Linked DNA regions of Homo sapiens: region 2 is linked to region 1. Evidence: read pairs that join two places in POLR2A ChIA-PET (ENCODE). Cell type or tissue: Caco-2. All regions are shown on one strand. Each heading gives the region's core, and the rest is flanking DNA. Links, peaks and the distances in the headings are about the cores only.

Region 1 (2,905 bases), core at 108-2,607:
GACATCATATGTCCATGTGATGTGTGACACAGCTGATCAGTAAGGATAATCAGTCTCATGACCAGAAATTCTTTTAGGGATTTGGCTATCCTGGAAAGCAGTGCTTTTCAACGTTTAAGGTGGCAGAACACCTGAAATTCACAAAAATTTTTGCCATGAAGTATTGATATATTCCATTTATCACATAAATTAGAACATTTTTTACTAGTAAACAATAAATATATGTACACAATATAAAAATCAAACCATTAACACATACGTCCATGATTTAAGAATCTGTCGAGATCAGCAACTTCCATACTTTCCATTATTTTTCATTTGGTACTCTCATTCATTTTATTATCTTCTAGTAGGCAAACTATATAGCAGGTGCCCAAGTTTTAGTAAACCAATTTTGAGACGGTTCTCAAAATTCAAAGATTAATTTTCCTATGAACTTAGAATGTAGAATAATTCCAGCAGGGCATGGTGGCACACGTCTGTAGTCCCAGTTACTCGGGAGGCTGAGGCAGGAGAACTGCTTGAACCTGGGAGGTTGAGGCTGTGGTGAGCCAGGATGGCGTCACTGCACTCCAGCCTGGGCAACAGAGCAAGACTCTGTTTAAAAAAAAAAAAAAAAGTAGGGTTGGGCGTGGTGGCTCACGCTTGTAATCCCAGCACTTTGGGAGGCTAAGGTGGGTGGATCACTTGAGGCCAGGAGTTCGAGACCCTGTTGGGCAACAATGGTAAAACCCTGTCTCTACTAAAAGTACAAAAATTAGCCGGGTGTGGTGGTGGCTGCCTGTAATCCCAGCTACTCGGGAGGCTGAGGCAGGAGAATCGCTTGAACCCAGGAGGCAGAGGTTACAGTGAGCCGCGATCATGCCACTGCATTCCAGCCTGGGTGACAGAGTGAGAATCCGTCTCAAAAAAAAAAAAAAAAAAAAGGTAGAATAATTTTACTAAAATATATCTGAGAATCACTACAGTAAAGAAAACAAATTTGAAACTAGTACTGTTTTCAGATTTAAAAACACATTTCCAGTCCATCAAAATAACAAGCAAATCAAAATGAATTTACACTGACAAAGGAAAACCGTCAGAAAAAAAGTGAGAAAAATAGTTGAAAGCCATAAAAGATAGGGGACTCAGAACTATTCCTCACATCTCTCTTGTAGGTTAAGGTAATATTCTAAAGCTTCCAACCCAAATTCAAAATAGATTCAGTATAAAAGTACAGAAAGCACGTGCACGTGCATACACACACGTACACACAGACACACACACACACAATTATTTTTTTCCTTTCCTTGAGACAGGGTCTTGCTCTGTTGCCTGGGCTGGAATGCAGTGATGCAATCATAGCTCACTGTATTTCCCAACTCCTGGGCTCAAGCAAGCCTCCCACCTCAGTTTCCTGAGTAGCTAGGATTACAGGTGTGTACCATCATGCCTGACTAACTTATTTTTATTTTTATAGAGCCAAGGTCTTGCTATGTTGCTCAGGCTGGTCTCAATCTCCTGGCCTCAAGTAATCCTCCCACCTCGGCCTCCCAAAGTGCTGGGATAAAAGGCATGCCACGACACGAGGCCCCAGGAAACATTAAAGTCTTATTTCCTGCTTAACTTTCAAGTTTTAGGGTGTCTCATTCACCTGGCCTACCTGCAGACACTTTTCCCTCACTGAAGGGAAGCTTTCCCACTCAGTTATCAAGCTTGAAGGTTCTTTGTCAAATCCCACCTTAAAACAAACTTGGTTTTTCCAAAAGTCTGTCACTAGAAGCTCAACTGCTATTCTTCAAAGGTGAGAACTATAAGTTAAAGATAATTAAAGGGAAAGTATGCCACATAGAACTAAAGAAGGAAGAATGAAATGGGCAACAACAGGCAGTAATGAAGTCAGGGGACCGGGCGTGGTGGCTCACGCCTGTAATCCCAGCCCTTTGGGAGGCCGAGCAGGTGGATCGCCTGAGGTCAGGAGTTCGAGACCAGCCTGGCTAACACAGTGAAACCCCGTCTCTACTAAAAATACAAAAAATTAGCTGGGTGTGGTGGTGGGCACCTGTAATCCCAGCTCTACTTGGGAGGCTGAGGCAGGAGAATCACTTGTACCCAGGAGGCAGAGGTTGCAGTGATCTGAGATCGCACCATTGCACTCTAGCCTGGGCAACAACAGCGAGACTCTGACTCAAAAAAAAAAAAAAAAAAGATGTCAGGGATGCAGAGAAGGAAAGTGTTGGGTCTGCCACCTGGCAACCATTAACAGAACCCAGTTTTATTCTGACGAACCACTACTCCCCTATCCTAACCCATACAGCTTGAGTGAAGCATGAGATCCAGGTAAAAGCCAATGGACTCTGCCCTTGCTTCAGTGATTGTGTAGGGGATGGGCATATGATGTGGTCAGAGCCAATGACAGCCTCTGATTCAGCATGCCAGGGAAAAATTCTCCAGCTGCAGGGCCTAAGAACTGAGTTGATCCAGACGGAGTAGATCAGAGGGAAACAGAGAAGTCAGAGCCCACTGGTACCATCTGAGGCTTGGGCAAAGCCAGCCTGAAGACTGTCTACCACTGGGCTGCATTGACATATGCAGTGAATGAGTCCTACTGCATAAAAAGAGAAAATACACTTTAAAAAGGGTTAAAAGGGACAAAAAAAAATCCTGTAATTTACTGTTTCTGTATCAGTTTTATTTTTATTGTAAGCATGCTAATTCTTTGATTATAAAATGTAAAATATTTTGCATGGCCTGAAAAATATTTAGCACATATGTAAAAAGAAATGGTCATTAAAAGCATTCCCATTATGGGAAGATTTCCAAGGCCATCCGTGAAAGCCGTGAAGCTAGCCACACAGCCAAAGGCGCCCTTGCCTCTAAACAGCAAGCACCACAGAGCTGCGGTCCATGGTTTTTAAGCTTTGGA
Region 2 (2,905 bases), core at 171-2,670, 83 kb after region 1:
TGGTTCAACCTCTTGACTTTGGAATTAAAATGCACAGCCCCAGCCACCCCAAGGAAGCGCTTAGAGCCACAAGGCGCTTTCGTGTTGAGCAGGGAAAGATGGGCAGGTGTGCGAGACACGCATTTCGGTGTGCCCTGCCACATTGCTTGCAGCGTTGGCGCGTTTGGACAGCGCCTCCGGTTTGGGGCTCTGAGGCCGGGGAGTGCGCCCTCCAGCTTCGCGGGTCTGGGGTTCCCAGGGCCAGACCAGCCGCTACACTCTGCACACCAATGCGCCCTCCAGGCCTGCCGGTCGCGACGTCCTTCTCCGCTCTCAGCACAGGCGCCAAGCCGGGAGTCAGGGCTTCCGGGTCCAGCTGCTGACAGAAGGAGGAGCGAGCTGCACTGGGGCTTCAGCACCGAGTCCAGAGGGAGAGAGAGGCGAGCGGGGTGAGCGGCCACCGGCGAGCTGGGGTTCGCTGCACACCCATCACCACAGACATTTCAAAAAGAATCAAGCCTTTTGAAGTCTGCCAGAGCTGCGGTTTGTTAATTGACACTGTTCAACTGAGTGACAATTGTTCCGCTCAGTGGGGGCCATCCACTCCCTTCCTCTCTCCCCCTCCTTTTTTTTTTTTTTTTTCTTATAAAATAGGAATTAACTCCTTGGTTCTCCGTTCTTCTGTGCCAAGGGGCAGGATTTATTTAAGACGGCAAGGGCTTTGGCGATTCTGTGCGTTGAAGTCTTTCTCACATTTGCGTGAATGTACTTCAGGAAGGCCGTGTTAAATTCTCTCTCTCCAGATCCCAGAGGGTCGCCGCTGCACCCCTGTTCCGGGCATGAGCTGGAAAGGCCCTCTTAGTGGGTCCTGTGACCTGGAGCGAGTTAGTCTGAGACTTTGGGGACAGGGTGGGAGTCTTTCTCCTTCCTTGACACTGGGAGGAGCCAGGGAGCAGGGGGTTGTGGGTATGCGGCTAGAGGGAAGGTTCCAGACACGTCGAGAGTGGGAAACTTAAATTCCCCTCTCTGGTGTAGGCGCAGGCTTTAGCTCCAGGATCTTTTCTGGGTAAGGAGTCGGTGCCCGCTTAAGATGGCATGATAGGTAGCAGGGGGCCTCAGCGTGTCCTCACTCTCCACTTGGCCTTGAAGTGGGGACGCGGAGCCGCGCCGCTCCTCGGCGATTCGCCAGGTCTCTGTTCGCAAACAGCTGAGTTGCGAGGCCCAAGTATACTTAAAGCAAAACCTCGGCCGCGGGCCTTCAGCACTGCCCTCCAGGCCTGGGGAAGATACCGCGATGCCCAACTGGCCACGCCACCAGGTCTGGCCTTGCGTATCCGCCTCCAAGGATCCAAAGCCGGCCTGGGGCTGTCCAATCGAGTCCGTGGAGAGCCCGGAGCTACTCCATCGCCGCCCCTGCCCCAAGGCGGTCGCGCCCTCACCCCTCGCCGCACTCCGCCCCCAACCACCCCCGCGTGCCCCCGCCAGCCTCTGGCCCCTGCACTCAGCTAGGGGGCTGTGTTCCAACTCCCACCTCCATCCCCACGGTGGCGCAGCCGAGGAAACCTTTCTTGACCAAGGCCAAGCCCAAGCCCAAGCCCAATCGTGACAGCTTTTCCAGGAGGCAGGCACTGGGCGGTTAAATTCGAAGGAGCGGGAAAACACGTCTTGCCCGGCTCCAAAGTTAGCTGCCTGAGCAAAAGGAAGGGCGGAGCTACCCGGTGGAACGGCCTAGCCGCTAGCGTGGCTACTCCAACCTGGGGCCCGAGCCCCTGGAGCTGGCGGCCGCGGACTGCGTCCCTGGGGACACTGGAGGGGACTCCAGGGACAGCGTGGGTGGGCCTTTCCCCCGCACGCGCCTCTGTCACTCTCTTTCCGGGCCAGAGCCGGGGCAGCGCTCTAAATTAAGGTCGACCTCCAGCGCTGGGTGAAGTCTTGAGTCCGCCCGGGAGCCCTAGGTGAGGGTGGTCGCGGTTTGGCGGGGGCTAGCGGGTCAGCCCCTATTTCTGCCCCCACCCCGATTGCCTCTCGATGTCGGCCCCCGCGCTCCCTCCCTCGCCGGCGCTCCCTCCCTCGCTCGCGCTCCCTGTACGTCGCCGCGTTTACCAGCGCGTTTTGTTCCCCTGTCGGATTCCCGGCCGAGGGGCTGTAACCGTGTTCTCCTCCGATGGACGCTAATCAAGTAATTTCCCCATCCCAGCCCCATCAAATTGCTCTTTAGCTGTTGAACCGCGGAGTTTTGCTCGCCTTTTCACATGCTAATCACGCCCATTCAGCGGCTCTCGGTGGGGCTGTTTGTCGCGGGATAAATCTCCTTGTTTGCCCGCTGCATGATTAATTGATATTGTTGTCTGGCTTTTGTGGGGACTGCGAGGAGCTGAAAGGCGGCGCGTCGTGGCTGCGCCGGGGCCGCTAGCGACATCATCGGGCTGCCGAGGTCCCGGCGAGGTCGGGCCGGGGCTGATGACATTATGGGCCCGATTTGGTTTTCCTTGTTAGAAACATGATGAAAGACTTGGAAACCTCCTGTCTTACAACCCACCAACTGGGTGCAGAAACCGCCCGGCGTTTAAGCCACAAGCTCAGACAAAGCCCTGGTGTTTGCTCAATTCAGGGGAAAAAGTGGGTGTCACTTCTCCACGCAGGAGACAATTAAATCTTATTTCGGCCCACCCGGGATTTCAACAGAGTTGAACATGAACGCACAGCATAGTGGTTTGGTTTTACAAAGAACAAAAAGAAAAAAAAAATGTTTTTGGGGTTAGCGGTTGTAAAAGCAGGAACCAAAGGTTAAAACTCCTAAAAAATAAGTAAACGGAAGCCAGAGCCTCCCTTGTAGGCAGCGGTGGAGGAAAGTTGCGCAGAGGCGCTTCCACGCCGGGCCCCTAGCGATGCAGTTTGCGGAAACGCCACTCCCTTCGAATCGCCG

The links. Peaks named below come from ENCODE experiments on the same cell type or tissue, not always from the same donor. Only the 100,000 strongest peaks of a DNase experiment are listed, where the experiment ranks them.
Region 2: POLR2A ChIA-PET joins it to region 1 with 11 read pairs; 6 of 35 experiments call an interaction of 5 or more read pairs at or near these places.

What each region holds. Positions count from the first base shown.
Region 1 is chr20:21,183,429-21,186,333 of GRCh38, reverse strand. The region is part of intron 6 of KIZ (kizuna centrosomal protein); the gene reads right to left. Among named protein-coding and RNA genes, the nearest start is that of KIZ-AS1, 33 kb to the left of the region's middle. In Caco-2, for the core only: no CTCF peak of the experiment used is centred there; a DNase peak (open chromatin) is centred at 1,353.
Region 2 is chr20:21,100,413-21,103,317 of GRCh38, reverse strand. The region is part of intron 1 of LINC00237 (long intergenic non-protein coding RNA 237); the gene reads left to right. Among named protein-coding and RNA genes, the nearest start is that of LINC00237, 4.5 kb to the left of the region's middle. RefSeq lists enhancers at 87-136, 1,667-2,536. In Caco-2, for the core only: no CTCF peak of the experiment used is centred there; DNase peaks (open chromatin) are centred at 368, 937 and 1,497; H3K4me3 peaks cover 2,500 bases.